Linked DNA regions of Homo sapiens: region 1 is linked to region 2. Evidence: read pairs that join two places in POLR2A ChIA-PET (ENCODE). Cell type or tissue: Panc1. All regions are shown on one strand. Each heading gives the region's core, and the rest is flanking DNA. Links, peaks and the distances in the headings are about the cores only.

What was found. ChIA-PET counts read pairs that join two places held together with the same protein. Peaks named below come from ENCODE experiments on the same cell type or tissue, not always from the same donor. Only the 100,000 strongest peaks of a DNase experiment are listed, where the experiment ranks them.
Region 1: POLR2A ChIA-PET joins it to region 2 with 6 read pairs; 2 of 35 experiments call an interaction of 5 or more read pairs at or near these places.

Annotation. Positions count from the first base shown.
Region 1 is chr12:2,611,786-2,616,174 of GRCh38, forward strand. CACNA1C (calcium voltage-gated channel subunit alpha1 C) reads left to right here. Exons shown (of 47, transcript NM_000719.7): 29 at 118-228. Among named protein-coding and RNA genes, the nearest start is that of CACNA1C-AS2, 58 kb to the right of the region's middle. RefSeq lists an enhancer at 1-125 and a silencer at 550-702. In Panc1, for the core only: no CTCF peak of the experiment used is centred there; a DNase peak (open chromatin) is centred at 2,136.
Region 2 is chr12:2,670,306-2,674,644 of GRCh38, forward strand. It overlaps CACNA1C (calcium voltage-gated channel subunit alpha1 C), which reads left to right. Exons shown (of 47, transcript NM_000719.7): 39 at 4,236-4,337. It overlaps CACNA1C-AS2 (CACNA1C antisense RNA 2), which reads right to left and starts at 1,915. Exons shown (of 2, transcript NR_046579.1): 1 at 1,824-1,915. In Panc1, for the core only: no CTCF peak of the experiment used is centred there; no DNase peak of the experiment used is centred there.

The DNA of each region.
Region 1 (4,389 bases), core at 203-4,202, 59 kb before region 2:
TTTGGTTCAAGGAAGGTCTTGCTGAGGCGAGGGCCTTCGAGAAGGCTGGGCAAAAGGTGGGGAGGAGGAGCGACCTCCCTGCCCCGTGTTCACAGCTCCTCCCCTCTCCTGATGCAGCACTACGGCCAGAGCTGCCTGTTCAAAATCGCCATGAACATCCTCAACATGCTCTTCACTGGCCTCTTCACCGTGGAGATGATCCTGAAGCTCATTGCCTTCAAACCCAAGGTAGGCCTCTGAGAAAGACCTTTGATTCCCAGGCATCAGGGGTGGACAGAACGGGGAGGTGGGGTGCAGGTATTGAAGGCAGAATGAGGGGAAGAGGGAAAAAGGCATCGGTGAAGGACCATCCCTGCTCCGATGGTCAGTGCCCCAACTCCTACACCTGCCCAGAGCTGAACCAGGCCAACTCCAGGAAACACTCTCAGCTCTCAGTGTTGACCCTGGCTGGCATGCACAAGCTGCAGATTCCTCGCTGAGCTGAACCTCTGAGCCTCTCCTAGGAGAGGCAGGTGATGGTCTTTCTCCTATGTCCCATCCTCTAGTACATAACCTGTTAATAGAAGAAACTATGCTCATAGACTGGCAGACCAAACCTCTCCAGGCCCAGCCCCCCAGATCCACTCAGGCCTCTGTTCCACCCTCCTCCCATTTCATCAGCCACACAGACCAACCTCATATAAAACATTCAGCCAGGGCTGGATTTGCTCAGGGCTCAGGACTGAGGGCTCCAGCCCATGGGCACTCCTGTTCCCTGCCTAAGAGGCTATGGCATTGCTCCTTACATGCTCTGGGGCAGGAAGAACAATTACCAGCAAATTTCTCTGCTTTGTTCCTTGTGTAAGGGCAAGAAGATTAGGCCTGCTGCTGAATGAGGCAGGGTCAGAATTCCTGTTCTTTGGATCATCTGTGCCCTTCCTAGCCAGTCACCCCCATTGTCCTCAGTGGTGGAGGAGCAGACACTGGTATGAGCCACACCTTCCACCCTGGGCCTCTGTAGATGGGTCAGAATCACGGGTATCCACTGGCCGGGATTCACCACCAGGACAGCTGCTTCTGAGGGAGGCTATAAGAGCAACTGAGCAGCCCCCAGGCTACCATAACACCTTTTGGAGAAGGATGAGAAGGAACGAGTTCTAGGAGCATCATGCAGTTACAGACTTGAGACAATCTCTCCAGCTTACTGAGCCTTCCCCTCCCTCCTTTGGTAGTTTTCCCAGAGGCAACACAGATCAACAGGAGGCCAAGAGCAAGAATCCCTGGCCATATCTTCTATTTTCATTCAAGTTTTTACTGGTCTCAAGATTAATTGGGGGTGGGGGAGGGTCCAGCTCGGCCTTTGAATCCATGTTCATTGAGGAGATATCCACAGCCTTCTTTGAATGAATATTCACTCACACTTTGGATTCCATATCATGTGCTACATGTATATCATCGCACGTCATTCTCAAAACGTCCCTTTAAAGTAGGTATTAGCATCCCTCTGTGGAGAAGGGGGAAGGGAGGCTCAAACAATTAAGTGCCCAGGATTAATTGATCCACTGCTAAGAACTGGCAGAACGGAGACTGGAATCCGGCACCTCTGACTTCACTGTATTTTCCACCACACTGAGGTTAACTATCATTTTCCCATGTCAAGTGTTCTGCGGGTATTTTTTAGCAAGAGGGAAACAACCTTGGAGGGACTTAAAAGATAAGACAATATTCCTACAATGCAGATTCTTCTGTCACTCAAAGAATGCCTGGGGATCCCAGCTGATTTTCATAGAGGAAGTCTCCTAAGGGACATCCTTTGGTGATAGAACGGTGGTTTCCTGCCTTCTCCAGAGAAGCAAGTACACTCTTTTTCACCTTCCTGTACAAGTCCCATTTAGGAGGACAGATCTTGTCCTGACCTAGAGAGGACCCCTGCGTTGCCCTGACACCTTCCTTAGGGTACACGGTGTCTGTGCCCACACATGGTCCTATTCCAAGCCCTGCAGCCCAGGAGCTCTGACAGTTCGCCACCCACAGCAGCATGACCAGCTGAGGCCAGGAGTGCAGTCACTGCCTAGCCGAGCCTCAGTCTCGGATGACTCCTCTCAGTGGGGAAACTGGCATCATTTTCATACAGTGTCACGAGACATATGGTTTAAATATTTCAAAGCCTTGAGTCATTCCACAGTTGACTCAGATGTGTTTCTGACGATGTCTGAGGCAGTCTGGAGAGCCTGCAGTGGACTTTCTGAATCATGCCTCCTGAGCACGGGAGACATACAGACAACCTTCCCTGGGAAGTGCATGAAATTGACACCTGCAGGAGCCTCCGTCCTCCGTCTAAAAGACACTCCACCTAAATCCTGCCAATCAAGGAACAAGCCAGTTTCCTAGGAAGTAACCATTGCGAGTGGTCTAAACTGTAAAGTGCCTCCTAATTTCCTCTGTCCCTGGTTTTCTATTGTGAGAAGATGGGGCAAGATAACAGAGACTTTTACCCAAGAAGGAAGACAGCCATCCTGGGCCCATTTGCATTTCACATTCCAGGGTACATCTATGGTGTAAAGAGAAAGGAAAATGGATCTTTCCCTGTGAATTTCCCTAAAGGGGCTCTGGCAAGAGGGGGATAAAGGTCACCACCCAGTTAGGAGCATCATGGAGCACAGCTGAGTCCCTGGATTCTTACTGAGCTATGTTCTTCATTCACAAATAGACTCCAGGTAAAGCAGCTCCAAAATTTTCAGGCAGAAAACCAAACTGGAAAAACTTGAAGCTCTGGAAGAATATCCAGCTGGATCTGGCCCAAGAACCAGTGGCTTCTAACCATGACCTGAATCCATGACAACTTTCATTTCCCACCATTAAGTAGGACTCTGTGCTGCACTTTTTATTTCACTGGCATGGTTGTTTGTGTATGACCCAGATGAGCATCAGCATTTGCTGTGAAAGGATGGCTAGGAACCAAGGATGTTGAAGACAGTCTGAAGTTGTCACTGCTTATGTTTCGTCTCTGCAACTGGCTGGTTGGTTGGTCCATCAGCCGGTCAACTTGTATTCTTGCTTCATTCTTTCATTGTTTTCATGGTCATGGATGTTCCCAATTTCTTCATTTCTGTGTGTTCTCCTCACCACTCCATGGAAAATAAATTTACTCAAGTAAGTCCCTGCCTTAAATCTAACCATCCCACTCCTTAAATTCATACTCTGTTCAAAAAAAAAAAAAAAATCACACAAAGAAACTAGGAATCAACATAAACCAGTTTAGATTGAGTCGGTCCCTGACAAAGCCTCAGGAACCTGCAGGCATGGTTTGAAGAGAGTGAGGTGGATCATGCCAGCATTGATTTGAACAGTGAACAGTGACCCAGAAGGATCTCCTTCCCTAGAAGTGAGAGGCCATGACCTGGAGATAACTGGATGGCCCCTGCACCCCACACGAAGGTGCAGGACCAGGCTGGGCAGCACGAAAAGTGCTGGCTGGAATATTCTGAAGGTAATTAAATAACTGGATAGTCCTATCATGAACTGAAGCTTGTCAGCAAAGACAGGAAAATAAATTTTGAAGATACTCTTATAGATTTGATAAACTGAAAAATATGCAATGCCTGGGGAAAAAGTCTAACAGAAATGGCTAAGATCTCTACAGAGAAAATGATAAAATTGAAAGGAATTCAAGAAAAGCTGATAACTGAAGACATCTATCATGTTCCTGAATTGGAAAGCTCAATATTATTAGGATATCATTTCTCCTCAAACTGATCCATAGGCTCAATACCATTCCAGTTAAAACTCCCAATTGCACTTTGCTGGAGGTGAGGATGGCAGGAGAGGGAGCCACACGTAAATCCTTTACGGCCAACAGGATGAGGCTGGGTGGTCCTGAGGCTTCAGCCCCTTCGGGCAGCTCTGAGGTCACCAAGGAGGGAATGCACAGGAGCCTGGCGCGGGAAGCAGTGTCTGTCTCAGCTACTCCAGTGTCGGCTGCTGGTTTGGTAGTGGGAGTGATGATGTCACTTAGTTGCCTGAGGTTTGCTGTCGAGGATGTCTCAGCAAGGGTACTGGGGGGGAGGAGCTGCAGGAGGCGATGAGTGAGAGGCTGCGCTCCAAGCTTCTCCTCCTCAGTGGAATGTGGTATGCCAGGAAGGCAGGGGTTCACCCCGTGGAAGGCTCCTAACTCCTCCCCTCCACACAGGCTCCACCTGGGCCGCAGAGGGGTGAAGCAGCTGAGACTCACCTCTGCCCCTCAGCTGAAGCCATCCCACTCAGGGAGTAGCCAGTGATCACCTCCCCAAGAGGAGGACGCTGGAAGGGCCTTGACCCTGGCAGCTCTCTGGAATCCAAGTCTCGGTCTCCCTTTTTGGCTTTCCCCCAGCCTGAGAATGGTCCAGAGGGGAGAATGGACCCAGAGTGAAA
Region 2 (4,339 bases), core at 340-4,339:
AGGTGGGAGGCTCGAATCCGAGTCCCTGCTCTCTCACTAATGACATGAGTATGAGCCATTTACTCTCTCTCTACTTCAGTTGCTCCATTGGTAGACTAGAGAAAGGTGATGACATCTGGGAATTTAATTCATTGAATAACCCAGACATGGGCCTTCTCTCCGTTAGATCCTTCAAAAACAATAACAGAAACATTTCAAATGAAGTGAAACAAGAACCAGTCCACCAAGACACAAGTCAAAATAATTAGCTGATTTTTAAAAAATAAAAATAGGGGCCAGGCGTGCTGGCTCGTGCCTGTAATTCCAGCACTTTGAGAGGCCCAGTCGGGCAGATCCCGAGGTCAGGAGATTGAGACCATCCTGGCCAACATGGTGAAACCTCGTCTCTACTAAAAATACAAAAATTAGCCGGGCGTGGTGGCACGTGCCTGTAATCCCAGCTACTCAGGAGGCTGAGGCAGGAGAATCGCTTGAACCTGGGAGGCAGAGGTTGCAGTGAGCCGAGATCACCCCACTCTAGCCTGGGCGACAGAGTGAGGCTCCATCTGAAAAAATAAAATAAAATAATAAAAATAGGACAAGTTCTGCTACTAAATTAAAAAAAAAAAAAAGAGCAAAGGCTTAAAAAATATACCATCAGTAGCCAATGCAATCACTCAATCTGAAATGGGTGTAAATAGGCCTATTTCTGACTGCCAGAAAACCAAAACACACTTTTTTTTTTTTTTTAAATGGAATCTCGCTCTGTCGCCAGGCTGGAGTGCAGTGGCACAATCTCGGCCTGCTGCAACCTCTGACTCCCTAGTTCAAGCCATTCTCCTGCCTCAGCCTCTCAAGTAGCTGGGATTACAGGCACGTGCCACCACGCCCGGCTAATTTTTGTATTTTTAGTAGAGACAGGGTTTCACCATGTTGGCCAGGATGGTCTCAATCTCCTGACCTTGTGATCTGCCCGACTGGGCCTCCCAAAGTGCTGGGATGACAGGCATGAGCCACCGCGCCCGGCCAAAACACACATTTAATTCACACATATGTGTGTATAACAAGGAAGAAAACTGGGAAGGAAATGTGTTCGTATGCTAACACTGATTATCATGAGTAGAAAGATCAGCAGTGACATCCACCTTACTCCTTTAGTTTTTTTACTTTCCAAATGTTCTGCAAGGAATGTTACTCCCCTATGTTCAGAGGGAAGGAGAGGCGATATAAATGACTGCCAGGAGGAATATGCTGTAATACTTAAAGATTGATGTAAATTAAGGATGTGAGATTTTGTTCCCTAGAGGAACAAAAGGCAGGGAGGTATGGAAGCAAGAATTCAGCAGGGTCGAAGGTTCACTGTCAAAGCCAACCACATGCCAACTAAGGAAGACCAATAGCTAGTAACAATGCGAAAGACTGACCAGTCAAATGCAGGGACCCAATTCTGAGGAAATAAGAGTTCCAGAGAAAAGAGGAGAAGCCAGCCATGTGGGAACTACAATCCTGTCAAGAATTACAGACTATCTTTTAAACACAAAGACATTTCAGAACAGCTACCAAAGGGCCCGAAACGCCCCCACCCAAGGGTGAGCCTTCATCAGACATGGGCCCTCCATAAACTTGTTAAAATCGAAACGCCCCCACCCAAGGGTGAGCCTTCATCAGACACGGGCCCTCCACAAACTTGTTAAAATCCTAAGAAAGAAAGACAAAGTCAAGTCTTGGAAGCAACTAGAAAGAAATGTGAGAAGACATCTACATTTGTGAAGATGAGGCTTGCATCAGTCCTCACCCTTCAGACTTCTCAGCGTGGAAGGAATTGGGGCGAAATTAACACCTACCTCAGAGAAGCAGAGCTGTCATCCCAAGTCCAGTACCAAGCCAAAGAAGCTTCTCTCTTGGAACGTAGAAGGAAGAGCTCTCATCCCAAGTCCAGTACCAAGCCAAACAAGCTTCTCTCTTGGAACATAAAAGGAAGATAGTGAAAAATACTTAGATGACATGAAACAATTGTCGGTGAACTTCAACAATTACATAGACCATCATGAGAATAAATTAAGGCTGATAAAAAAAAATGAAAGGTCCTTTTGGAAACTATGTTAATTTCTTAGGTCTGCTGTAACAAATGATCACAAACTGGGCAGCTGGAAACAAGAGAAAGTTCTCTCAGTTTAGGAGACCAGAGACCTAAAACTAAGGTGTCAGCAGAGTTGGTTCTTTCTGGAGGCTCTGGGGAGAGTCTGTTCCACCCTTTCTCCCAGATTCTGAGGGCTGTGGATGATGCCTGGTGTGCACTGGCTCACAGCACATCACGCCATCTGTGCCTCCATCTTCAAATAGCCTCCAGGGTCTTGTGTCCTCTCCTCTTCTTGGAAGGACACCAGCCACATTGGACTTAGGGCCCACCCTCATCCAGGATGACCTCACCTTAACTAATTACATTGGTGAAAATCCTATTTCCAACTAAGGCCACATTCTGAGGTTCTAGGCAGACATGAATTTTGGGAGGACACTATTCAGCCCAGTACCGAAGCTAAGTATATTTGAATACCATGTGTGTTAGGATCTTGCACTGCGTGTGTCAGAAACCTCCAGCTACCTCTCCCGTGATGGGGACTGATCATCTGTGCAGCTGGAAGGCCCAGGAGTCGTCCCCTGCCTTCAGGTCCTGTTTGGATCTGGCATTTGGGGAGCTCGGGATTCCGTCAATCCCTCTACTGCCACCTCTGCATGCTCTGCCCTGTGGCCCCAGAGGTGGATTTGAACCCAGGCAGTCTGACACAAGAGCCCTCAACCACAATACTGGACTGCCGGTCCTATGCGAGAGCAGTAAACATCCCGTGTTGGTTTCCTACTGCTGCAAAGCAAATTACTACAAGCTTTTCAGCTTAAAAAGACACCCCGTTGGCTGGGCACGGTGGCTCACACATGTAATCCCAGCACTTTGGGAGGCTGAGGCAGGTAGATTACCTGAGGTTGGGAGTTCGAGACCAACATGGAGAAACCCCATCTCTACTAAAAATATAAAATTAGCTGGGCATGGTGGCCCATGCCTGTAATCCCAGCTACTTGGGAGGCTGAGGCAGGAGAATCACTTGAACCCAGGAGGTGGAGGTTGCAGTGAGCCAAGATCGCGCCATTGCACTCCAGCCTGGGCAACAAGAGCAAACTTCCGTCTAAAAAAAAAAAAAAAAAAAGACACCCCGTTAGTAGCTCATGGTTTTGCAGGTCAGAAGTCCAGCAGTGGTGAAGCTGGGCTTTCATAAGGCAAATCCAGGATATTGATCAGGCCATGGTCTCTTCTGGAGGCTCTGGGGGAGATCATGTTGTTGGTGGAATTCATTTGTTGCAATTGTAGGCCTGAGATCCTCACTTTCCTGCTGGCTGACAGCTGGGGACCCCCTCTGCTCCTAGAGGCTGCCTCTCTCAGTTCAGCCCACATGACTGTTTGCTTTCTTCCAGGCCGGCTGGAGAGAACTCTGCCTTTAAAGGGCTCATGTGACTAGGTCAGGCCTGCCTAACCTCCCTGTCTTAGGTCATAGGTGCCGTGTGCCATATAACCTAATCTCAGGAGTAAAATCTATGATGGTCAGGGGCCCAGGGCTTTGGCAGCATGTGTACCCTGATGAGGAGCATCTTAGAATCCTGTCCCCTACATCTGCCCTTACAGCTGTAAGGCTCAGCTTTCCTTTTTCATCACTGTAAGGCTAGGACCCCAGAGGCTGCATAAGGCAGGCATCTAAGTAGGGGAACTCGGGACAGAGCCCTCATCGACAGATGTACCCTCCAATCATCCATGTTCCCTGTGACTGCCGAAGGAGGTCCATGAGAAATGCCACCCATGGGGACCAGCCCCCCACTGCCCGTGGCAGGGCCATACGTGTTCCAGCTGGTGAGCGCATGGCCGCCATTGTTCCTGCCCAGGGGCTGGGCTCAGTCTACAAGGAAGAGCACTGAGTGCCGGTGGAGGGGCCCCCTGGCTGGCCTGAGCCACAGGCAGGGGGAAGGGGACAGGAATGGCATTGGACGGGGCACAAGAGGGAAGGGGGAAGGAAGGAAGGTGGACAGAGGAAGGGGAAGAGGAAGGAGGTGGAAAATGGGAAGACTGGGGAGAAGTGAAGCAAGCAAGAAAGAAACTGATGAGTCAGGGTTGCGTGGGGCAGATGCCACCATCTGTGGCTTCCTACCTTACGCAGAGGGACCCAGCCCATCAGAGGCCCACCAAGGGGCTGAGGATCCTTTCCGCCCTGCAGGGAACCTAGAACAAGCCAATGAGGAGCTGCGGGCGATCATCAAGAAGATCTGGAAGCGGACCAGCATGAAGCTGCTGGACCAGGTGGTGCCCCCTGCAGGTGGT